2 separate regions of the Homo sapiens genome follow, and region 1 is linked to region 2. A link is an interaction called in ENCODE POLR2A ChIA-PET data of the cell type or tissue named here. Cell type or tissue: MCF 10A. All regions are shown on one strand. Links, peaks and the distances in the headings refer to the core of each region. The heading gives the core; the rest is flanking DNA.

Region 1 (5,383 bases), core at 185-5,184, 110 kb after region 2:
GCCCCCAGAAGGGTTGCCATCCTTTACTCCCATAGCCCAGGAGCATGTCACCACCCACAGCTCAGCGAGCTGGTCAAGAACATGTTACAGCTCCTTTCACTTCCGCCATTCAGCAGGTCCTGAGTTCTTGTCCTGTGTCTAGGAAGAATGAGGTTATGCAGACAACTGGGTGAACAAGGCAGGCAGGAGCTTTATTGAGTGACAGAACAGCTGTCAGGAGACCCAAAGTGGGTAGCTCCTTTCTACAGGTGGTCCAGACAAGTGTCTTAGGCTGGCTGAGTCTGGGGTTTTTATGGGCTCAGAAGGGAGGAAGTGCATGCTGATTGGTCCATAGGTGGTCATAGGCAGGCCTGGAAAAAGCACCGTCTGATTGGCCAAAAGGCATCAGTGAAGTTCTCACTCCAGGTTGCGGACTCCACCTGGAACGGACAGCTGAGCCCCCAGGCTTCAGGCCATCCCTGGCTTAAAGGTAGGGTTTCACTAGAGACCCACCCCTTCCTGCCTAGGAACCTGTCTGCCTCCCACTGCCATCAACATGCCATCCATGGCACGCAGGCTATCTGCACTGAGGGGCACCCACATGCCCACGCTCAGCTGCCCTCAATGCCCCCAGCCTCCCTCCCACACTCATCACTGCCCGAAGTCCAGAAAGGGCTGAGGCAGCAGGGTGCTGGGTCTGCCACAACTTTGCTTCGCACTGGAGCGGGCACTTGGAGAGAGGAGAGGCCAGAGAGTGGGAACAGGCACCTCTGCCTGAAGGAATAGGAGGCTTCCCAGGCCCTGGAGAGTGCAGGGATGCCCAGGTCCACGGCTGGGCAGCTGCAACTGCCTGGGAGAACAGGCTCCCATCCTGCCAGCTTGGTAGGGTGCAGGGCTCCTGCTGGGATCACCTATTCCTGGCCCCTGCCAGCTCCACAGAGTGCACAATCCCAGCCATGGCTTCCCCACTGCAGCTGGCGTCCTCACAGCAGCCACCCCAGATGGGCCACTGCTGCCGTCAACAGTTGGCAGGAAGGCAGGCTAAGCCTGGTGTCTCAACCAGAGGACTTTGCAGCAGAGGTAATTGCCAACCCCACTTCCACTGCCTTGACGTCCCTCTTGCAGCAGAGAAGCTAATCCTGCCCAGCCTGGCCATGAGTGAGGGCACCTGAAGGGGTGAGGAGGCGGGGGTAATGTTGTGTAGGTGGGAGGGGGCAGTAGAGAGTCCCATACTCAAAGTGACTGCCAAATCCAGGGCTGTGCATAGAGTGACTGCTGACAGCGTTTGATAAGCTTTGCTGTGAGTCCAAAAGAATGATCGGATAGATGCCTGTCTTGCAGCGCATCTACATTAATCTCATAACAAATTATTCGTCTCATATTAGAGAAAGTTTAGCTTTCTTAGAAGCTTGATGGGAAAGAGCCTCCCAGCTCTTAGAGTTTGATTTTCGCAACTCAGTTCACATCTTCTTCTTACTCCAGGTTCCCAGCTCCTTGAGCCTTGCCCGTGAAGGGGTTGGAGTCAGGATGGGAAGCCTTGAGCTGCCTTGACCTGCTCCATCTCTGACTCAGGGATGTGCCCTGCTTGTCACAGCATGGGTGTGCTGGGCCTTGGGGCATCTTTTCAGGCAGAGAGCAAGACGTTGGCATTGTGGAAAGCTGTACCTCCAAACAGCAGCCCATTCACAGACTACAGAGGAAGAAAAGACCACACTTGCTACAGTAACAATGCAATTCAGTACCAGGGAATAACTTAACATGAAACATGTCAAATCTATGTAAACAACTGGAAGGCACTCCTAAAAAATACAAAAAAGAATTTGAAAAAAAAAATCATGTTCTAAATTAGGGAAGTTTGAGGTTCTAAATATATCAATTCTTCCTAAGTTAATTTATTACATTTTACACATTCTCAATTTATAAAATACCAACCATTAAGAAAAAAAATAAACTAGGCAAGGAGATTCCGAAGTTCACATGGACAAATAAGCAAGAGCTGCCAGTTATTGAATGCATTACACAGCCTCAGTAATTAAAATAATGTGGTACTGGCAAGTGAATAAACAAGACAGCAGAACATATTAGAAAGCCAGAAGTAGTCCCAGATATATATGAGAATACATAAATTTTGAAACGTGTCATTTAAAGTCAACGAAGAAAACTAGATTGCCCAATAAACATAATGGCAACTGGGTAACCATAAGGAAGAATGAATAAATCATGCCCCACACCAGGATAAATTTCTAATGGATCAAATATTTAAATAGTTCAATGTGTAGGCCAGGCATAGTGGCTCATGCCTGTAATTTCAGCACTTTGGGAGGTCGAAGTGGATGGATCACCTGAGGTCAGGAGTTTGAGGCCAGCCTGGCCAGCGTGGTGAAACCTCGTCTCTACTAAAAATACAAAAATTAGCCGGGTGTGGTGGCACGTGGCTGTAATCCCAGCTGCTTGGGAGGCTGAGGCAGGAGAACTGCTTGAACACAGGAGGCAGAGGTTGCCATGAGCTGAGATCCTGCCACTGCACTCCAGCCTGGGCGACAGAACAAGACTCTGACTCAAATAAACAAATAAAAAAATAGTTAAATGTTTTTAAAAATGAAACCACAAATGCATTATTATTTGGAAAAACCAACCGTAAAAATACATTTTTGAGGCAACTGGAGAAAATCAATTATAGATCAAGTATTAGATGATACCAAATAATATTGTTAATTTTGTTACATATAATAGCATTATAGTTATACAAGGAAATATTCATAATTTTAAAATGCATATTGAAGTATATAGAGGTAAAATGAGTTGATATTTTGGGTGTACTTTAAAATAATTTTGTTGAGAGACAGAGTCAGAGAGAGAGAAGAGATAGAAGAAAGAAGTATAACAAAACCTTGATAGCAGTTGAATTTAGGTGGGGGTATATGCCAGTTTATTATAGCATTGTCTCTACTTTGTACAGGCTTAAATTTTTTCAAAATCAAAAATATTGGCTGGTTGCAGTGGCCAGTGTCTGTAATCCCAGCACTTTGGGAGGCTGAGGCGGGAGGACTGCTTGAGACCAGGAGTTTAAGACAAGCCTGGGCAAAACAGCAAGACTCCATCTCTACAGAAATTTTTAAAAATAGGCCGGGAGCTGTGGCGCACGCCTGTAATCCCAGCACTTAGGGGCCAAGGCAGGTGGATCACTTGAGTTCAGGAGTTTGAGACCAGCCTGGCCAACGTGACAGAAGCCCATCTCTACCAAAAATACAAAAATTAACTGCGCGTGGTGGCAGATGCCTGTAATCCCAGCTACTCGGGAGGCTGAGGCAGGAGAACTGCTTGAACCCAGGAGGCGGAGGTTGCAGTGAGCTGAGATGGCACTACTGCACTCCAGCCTGGGCGACAGAGCAAGACTCCATCTCAAAATAAATAAAAATAAAAACTAATAAGTACTAGAAGAAAACAGGAGAATTTCTTCATAGCTGTGGATTTGGCAAACCTTTCCAACTGATTTAAAATTAAGAAACCATGAAAGAAAAGATTGATAAAAATCAACTATCTCTCTCTACACAAACACACACATATACATTTATTTATATAAAATATATATTATGTAAATAATATATATATATATTTGAATATATATTTTTTAAAGCCACTTTTCCACTAAGGGGAAAAAACCCACTAAAGAGAAAAAAAAAACTAGGAAAACTATTTGCCACTCACATCACAAACAAATGGCTAATATATTAATATAGACATTTCTGGAAATCCTTTTAAAAAGTTAAAACTATCAAAATAGACAAAAGATCTGAACAGACAGCTCACAAAAAAGGGAAAAGGAATTTAAGGAGTCTAAAACATATGGAAAGATGCTCAGCCTCATTTTTAGTAAGAGGAAAGAAATGTACCATATCTGGGAAACCTCAGAGCAGCAAAACTCTAGAGCTGCTCTTGCACTCTGCTGAGGCTGGGGGGAGACGGGAACCGTGGCTGATGGGAATGTAAACTGGTGCGATTTGACAGTTTTTGTCAGAGTTCTTTCAGATACACTTAGATTCAAGGTGATGTAGCTTTGTTTGAAAACAGCAAAAGAATAGAAACCTTAAGGCCCATCCGTAGAGGACTAAGTAAATCACAGACCCTGCGTACAGTAAAATACTATGCACCTGTAAGAAAATGAGGCTAATGCCTGTGTGCCTATATGGGAAGATCTCCAAAGCACATTGCTAAGAGTACTTTGCACACTTCTGCTTATATATGAAAGGGAAACTAAGTGTCTATTTGTATTTGCTTGCATAAAGAAACTCCATAAGGACAAACAAGAAACAAATAACAGTATTCCCGCCCTTATCCTGGGGGATGCATTTGAAGACCCTCAGTGGATTCCTGAAATCGCAGATAGAACCTAATCCTGTATATACTGTTTTTTCCCCATACTGTACACACATAAACCTATGATAATGTTTAATTTATAAATTAGGCCAGGTGCAGTGGCTCGGGGCTATAACCCCAGCATTTTGGGAGGCCCAGGTGGGAGGATCGTTTAATCTCAGGGGTTCAAGACCAGCCTGGGCAACACAGCAAGACCCTATCTTTACAAAAATTTTTTTAAAAGATTAGCTGGGCATAGTGACATGCACCTGTAGACCTAGCTACTTCAGATGTCAAGGCGGGAGGATCACTTGAGAGCAGGAGATCGAGGCTGCAGTGACGTATGATTGTGCCACTGCACTCCAGCCTGGGCAACAGAGCAGGACCCTATCAATCCATCAATGAGTAAGTAAGTAAATAAATAAATAAAGGCACAATGAAAGATCAACAATATGGCCAGGCGCAATGGCTCACGCCTGTAATCCCAACACTTTGGGAAGGCCGAGGTGGGCAGGTCACTTGAGTCCAGGAGTTTGAGACCAGCCTGGCCAACGTGGCAAAACCCTGTCTCTTACTAAAAATACCAAAAAAAAAAAAAAAAAAAAAAAAAAAAGCCAGACATGGTGGCACATGCCTGTAATCCCAGCTACTTAGGTGTCTGAGGCATGAGAATTGCTTGAACCCGGGAGGTGGAGGTTGCAGTGAGCCAAGATGGCACCACTGCACTCCAGCCTGGGTGACAGAGCAAAACTCTGTCTCAAAAAAAAAAAAAAAGAGGAACAATAATAAATAATAAAATACAATTCTAGTAAGATACTGTAATAAAAGGTATGTGAATGTGGTGCCTCTCTTTCTCTCAAAATATCTTATTGTACTGCACCATGGATAACTGCAACCTTGAAAAAGGAAGCGATGGACATGGGGCGACTACTGTAACTGGCACCTCAGAAATGGGGAAGGGGGCGGAAATATTTCACTGTGAAATATTCTTCTGCCACTTTTTAACTTTATTCAATCACATGAGTCAAAAAATTACAAATGTAAATTG
Region 2 (5,383 bases), core at 211-5,210:
CGATATTCGCATTCAACTTGACAAAACTGGTTCATCTTTTTTAGAATAATTAATTTGACTTTTTGAAACAAAAAATATCAGTTTCAAAGCTACATCTGTTCAACTTAGGCAAATTCACTAACTCTTATGCCAGCTCAGAATTGTTGACATTAAATTCAAAGGAATATTGCAAAAATGGAAAAACTAACTCTAAATTTATCAATATCAACAAAGTATTCCCCAACATTTTCTTATGGATTTTGAAGGCAATTTATATAATGCTTTTGATTTCAGTGAAGTCATCCACATATTGATTCAAGTTACAAAAATGTATGAAACCATTATTTTTTACTTCTCTTATGAAAAATGTCAATTTTGACATAAATTCTCCTGCCTCTCTAGCTAGGTCATAAGTAAGTTTTTCCTTTCCTTGAAACTTTAAATTTAGCTCTTTCATATATAGTGTGTGATATCTGTGAAAAAAAACATAAATCACACTGCCTATTTTTTTTTTTTTTTTTTTTTTTTTTTTTTTTTGAGAGAGAGTCTTGCTCTGTCGCCCAGGCTTGAGTGCAGTGGCGTGATCTCGGCTCACTGCAAGCTCCGCCTCCCGGGTTCACGCCATTCTCCTGCCTCAGCCTCCCGAGTAGCTGGGACCACAGGGGCCCCCCACCACGCCCGGCTAATTTTTGTTTTTTGCATTTTTAGTAGACAGAGTTTCACCATGTTAGCCAGGATGGTCTCGATCTCTGACCTTGTGATCCACCCGCCTTGGCCTCCCAAAGTGCTGGGATTACAGGCGTGAGCCACGGCTCCCAGCCCACAGTGCCTATTTTTGTCTTCATTTCTTGCTTCAGCAAGCATTCTTTTTTTGTAAAGAAAATCCTGCATTGTAGTTAACTGTACAGTGAATGTTTGTAAAAATTCTTCTATGATTCAACCAGAGATCATTGGCAAAGAACACATGATCAATCATTTCTGGTTTTCTATTTCTTTCAGCAGTTCCATAAACTGCTTCAAGAATCCAAGATGTTTTATAACTGGCCAGAGTTATGAGCTGAGATGTAAAAAATCATTAAAACAATTTTTTTGGCCATTCTTATTTTGAGTGACTAATTTCATTGATCTGTTTTTGACTGTCGAGGGGAGATGGCATCAAATTCATTATGTTTTTGCTGAAATTGTCTGTTAATATTTTCTGCTTTATTATCTTTGACTTTTTATGTAACACACAGCTTTCTCCTTTTGCTCTGCCACAGCAAGTTATAATTGCCATTGATTATGTTGCTTTTTGCTTACCTTCCTCTCCTGTCTCTTTTTTTCTTGACTGTTCTGATTGTATTATTAATTTCTGTGTCTCCACTGGATTTTGTATCAGTCCTAAGGCTTTGGAAAGTGTCTCTGTGTTAGGACTGCTACAAAATTTTCAAAGTGATAAATTAGAAAAATTGGCCATATTTATTTTATAAACTAGAGAAACAATGTAATTATATCTTAATTAAAACAAGTATTTTGATATAATTACCAATTATGATTTACATAGTTATCACCATAACTTGTGCTGTCTGTGTAAAATATTCATATGAACACATTACAGTGTTACATCAGTGTTTAGAAAAAAACATTTAAATGGAAACACTTTATTGACACCAAGTAGATCAGTGATGCTTTCCTTTGTAGACTCATCTGCTACAATGCACCAAATAATATTTTAAGCAATATAGTATTTAAAGTAAAATGTAGTTCTACCAAAGCAATGCATTAATGTTTAATGGAACATGTTTTACATTGCTTCAGTTTTTACATTTAAATAAAATCATGTGAAATTAATTAAAAGTTGACATTCAGTTCCTCAGTTGCACTCACCAACTTAAGTAGCCATGTGTGCCCATTGGTTCTTGTATTGGACAGCACAGGCCAGGGGCTACTTGCATTTGAACCTAGGAACCTTGTATCAATAACTAGATGGTTGCTCACTTTTCTTGCCCAGCAACTACATCTTCCTTGCCTTGTCCCATGGCACTCAGGAATTTTAGGAGTTTGGCAAATAAAGTCTTGTACAATTAAGTGGTCTCTGAAGGTCTCTTGATGACCATGACTCTTGGACAACTTCCCACTGTGCTAGGCCATTAGGACAAGTCTGGGGACAACTTCTGACTCCAGGGACAGTCTGTGGGATGTAATAGGGATTAGCTTGGGACAAGGCCAAGGCAGAGTTTATAGGTCAACTGCAGCTACTCTTCCTCTTCCCATGGGTTACTAACCAATGACTCAAGAGCAATCTGGCTTGATCTTAGTTGGATGGGAATGTTGTCGGCAGAGGTAGCATTCTCATTGTTCTGGAAGGAGCAGGTTTCATTTTCACACCAATCACGAGAGTGTTAGGGGAAAGCTGTCCCTTAGCTAAGTTGGCTAGGAAGGTTTTCAAAAATCCATCTCAATTAATCATCATAGGCTATGAAATGACACCTGAAAAATATGAAGAAAATGGAATGGGTGGTTTGTGTGTTGAATACAAAATAATGATATAAAGCATTCTAGAATTCAGAAACCAACTTATGAACCAAGATGTTATTTTCAGAGTGGATATACTCACCTTGCCTGGACCCTGATTAAACTCCTCCTCTTTTTTTGTTTAAAGTTCAATTTATATTCTGACCGTTTTCTTTGTTTAGAGTTATATTGCTTTGGTTCATATTTTTGTACTGCCTTCACAAAATATTAGGGGTGTTTACTTAGATCTTAGGTTTCTCAAGTCTTTTTCTTCCTTCCTTCCTTCTCTTTTTTCTTTTCTTTTTCTTCTTTTTTTTTTTTTTTTTTTAATTTCAGACAAGGTCTTTCTTTGTTACCCAGGCAGGAGTGCAGTGGTGCAGTCTCAACCTCCTAGGCTCAAGTGACCCTCCCACCTCAGCCTCCTGAGTAGCTGGGACCACAGCTGTGTGCCACCATGCCCAGCTAATTTTTAATTATTTTGTAGAGATGGGCTCTCACCATGTTCCCAAGGCTGGTCTTGAACTCCTGAGCTCAAGCGATCCTCCCACCTCAGCATCCCAAAGAGCTGGGATTACAGGCATGAGTCACCACGCCCGGCCAAGCCTTTTTCTTTTGTCTCTGATCCTCCTAAACTTTCTTTTATCTCCAAAACTCTTGCTCTGTGCTTTGTACACTGCTGCATGTTCAGATAGAGCTTAATCTGTACTTACTCATCACTGATGATTCATAAAATACAAAGTGTGCTTTAGTAACACTGAATAGTATAGTCTAGAATCCTAAAAAAGTTGAGAAAAAGACTTTGTTCTCCTTATTTTCTATTTTTTTCTATTGCTCCACCTTGTATTAGAAATTAGGAAAGACTCGTGGTGAATGTGTCCAATCAGTTCACCTCACCTCATGTTGTTTCTAAATAAAATAATAAAATCTGAACCCATAGTCTTCGCCTTTTTTGAGGTTTAAGTATTGGTTCATCTATGTCGTTATGTAATTTCAAAGTGCCTTCCGGAAAATCCCTCGGGATGGAGATGACTCAGGATAGCTTTGCACTGGTTTGTTATGGGGCCATCTAAATGAAGGAATGGCCCTCTGAAATGGCAGCAACAACCCTAAGCTGCCTGGGTTCCAGTCCCAGTTCTGACACCGTCTAGGTGAGTAGCCTCAGCCAAGTAACTTCCCACTCTCTAAACCTCATTTTTCTGTCTATACAAGGTAGGAATTAGATGATGACATTGCTTCCCAAGCCTTCCCACCCAACACTAGTGGCCCTTGAGATATCATTGATTGGGTGCTTCTCCAGTATATCCATGGAAATTGGAGAAATGCTGTGTGCTGAATTCTATTCCATATTTGGCTTCCAAAAGCTCATAAGCACATTAGAGACTGCAAGAAGCCTTGAAGTAAAGAAATCTGCTTAACATTTTTAAACCTAGCATTTTCTAAACTCTTTGAACTGGAAACTCTCCCTCTTTTGGAGGAAAAGCTTCAAGTATATTGGAGTATCCTGTAGTACATAGTTTGGGAAATGCTGGAATAGATCAGTGGTCGGCAAATAGCAGCCTGCAGGCCAAATCCCTCTTGCCACCTGTTGTGTAAATAAAGTTTTATTGGAACACAGCTACACTCATTCATTTATGAATTGTCTATTTGCCCCAGAATAGCCAAGTTGCAGAGTTGTGACAGAGACCTGTATGGCCCATACTGCCAAAAATATATTTACCATCTGGTTATTTACAGAAAAAAAAAATTTGCTGACTCCTACACACAGGATTATTTTCAAAGTGATTCATGAACATGGCTGAAAAAATCAGATCGTGGAGGAATGCTGTAAATGAAAAGCAATAGCTTTGTTCCAGAAGCAACACATTTTTAATGGTTCCTGTTAAAATTATTTTAGTGGTTATTACTAATAGTTGTATAACTCCTCACTCAGCCGTTTCTGATGTATGTGCTTTGGGTTGCCTCTGTTTGATAGACCACGTTCACATGCACACACACACACACACACACACACACAGAGGCATGTACAACTTCTTAGTTTTATCAGTACATGAATTCCTCTCTTGATTACCACTGCAGTTTTTTTTTTTCTTTTTTCTTTTTTGAGATGGACTGTCACTCTGTCGCTTAGGCTGGAGTGCAGTGGTGCCACCTTGGCTCACTGCAACTGCCTCCCAGATTCAAGCAATTCTCCTACCTCAGCTTCCTGAGTAGCTGGGATTATAGGTGCCCGCCACCACACCCAGCTAATTCTTTTGTATTTTTAGTAGAGACGGGGTTTCACCATGTTGGCCAGGCTGGTCTCGAACTCCTGATCTCAAGTGATCCACCTGCCTCAGCCTCCCAAAGTGCTGGGATTACAGGCCTGAGCCACCGTGCCCAGCCCTACCATTGCAGTTTTAATGTTCATAAACCTCTATATCTTGTTGCATTTATTTCCTACCTATTAGGTGCCAAATTTTATAAGATGAGGGGACTAGTACCACTAACCTTCCGCATTCCTCTCTTTTCCTGTTGTCCATCTTTCAGCTTTTCTCAGCTATGTCTTTATTTTTACAGTGTTGAGTCTGATAACATTTGCCTTCTCTATCTGGAAATATTTTCCTTGCATTGCCCATTGATTGAGTCTAAAGGTTGCAAGCTGTCTTAGTCCCTTTAGTGTTGCTATAAAGGAATACCTGAGGTTGGGTAATTTATAAAGAAGAGTTTTATTTGGCTCACGATTCTGCTGCTGGAAGATTGGGCATCTGGGGAAAGCCTCAGGCTGCTTCCACATATACTGAAAGGCAGAGAGGAGCTGGCATGTGCAGAGATCAGATAGCGAGAGAGAAGGCAAGAGAGAGAGGAAGAAGGTCCCAGGCTCTTTCTAACAACCAGCTAAGGTCGCAGGCTCTTTCTAACAACCAGCTCTCCT

What was found. Peaks named below come from ENCODE experiments on the same cell type or tissue, not always from the same donor. Only the 100,000 strongest peaks of a DNase experiment are listed, where the experiment ranks them.
Region 1: POLR2A ChIA-PET joins it to region 2 with 5 read pairs; 3 of 35 experiments call an interaction of 5 or more read pairs at or near these places.

What each region holds. Positions count from the first base shown.
Region 1 is chr10:29,603,929-29,609,311 of GRCh38, reverse strand. All of the region lies in intron 1 of SVIL (supervillin), which reads left to right. Among named protein-coding and RNA genes, the nearest start is that of MIR938, 4.3 kb to the right of the region's middle. In MCF 10A, for the core only: no CTCF peak of the experiment used is centred there; no DNase peak of the experiment used is centred there.
Region 2 is chr10:29,712,366-29,717,748 of GRCh38, reverse strand. It overlaps a transcript of SVIL not described here. Among named protein-coding and RNA genes, the nearest start is that of SVIL, 80 kb to the right of the region's middle. In MCF 10A, for the core only: no CTCF peak of the experiment used is centred there; DNase peaks (open chromatin) are centred at 3,108 and 3,468.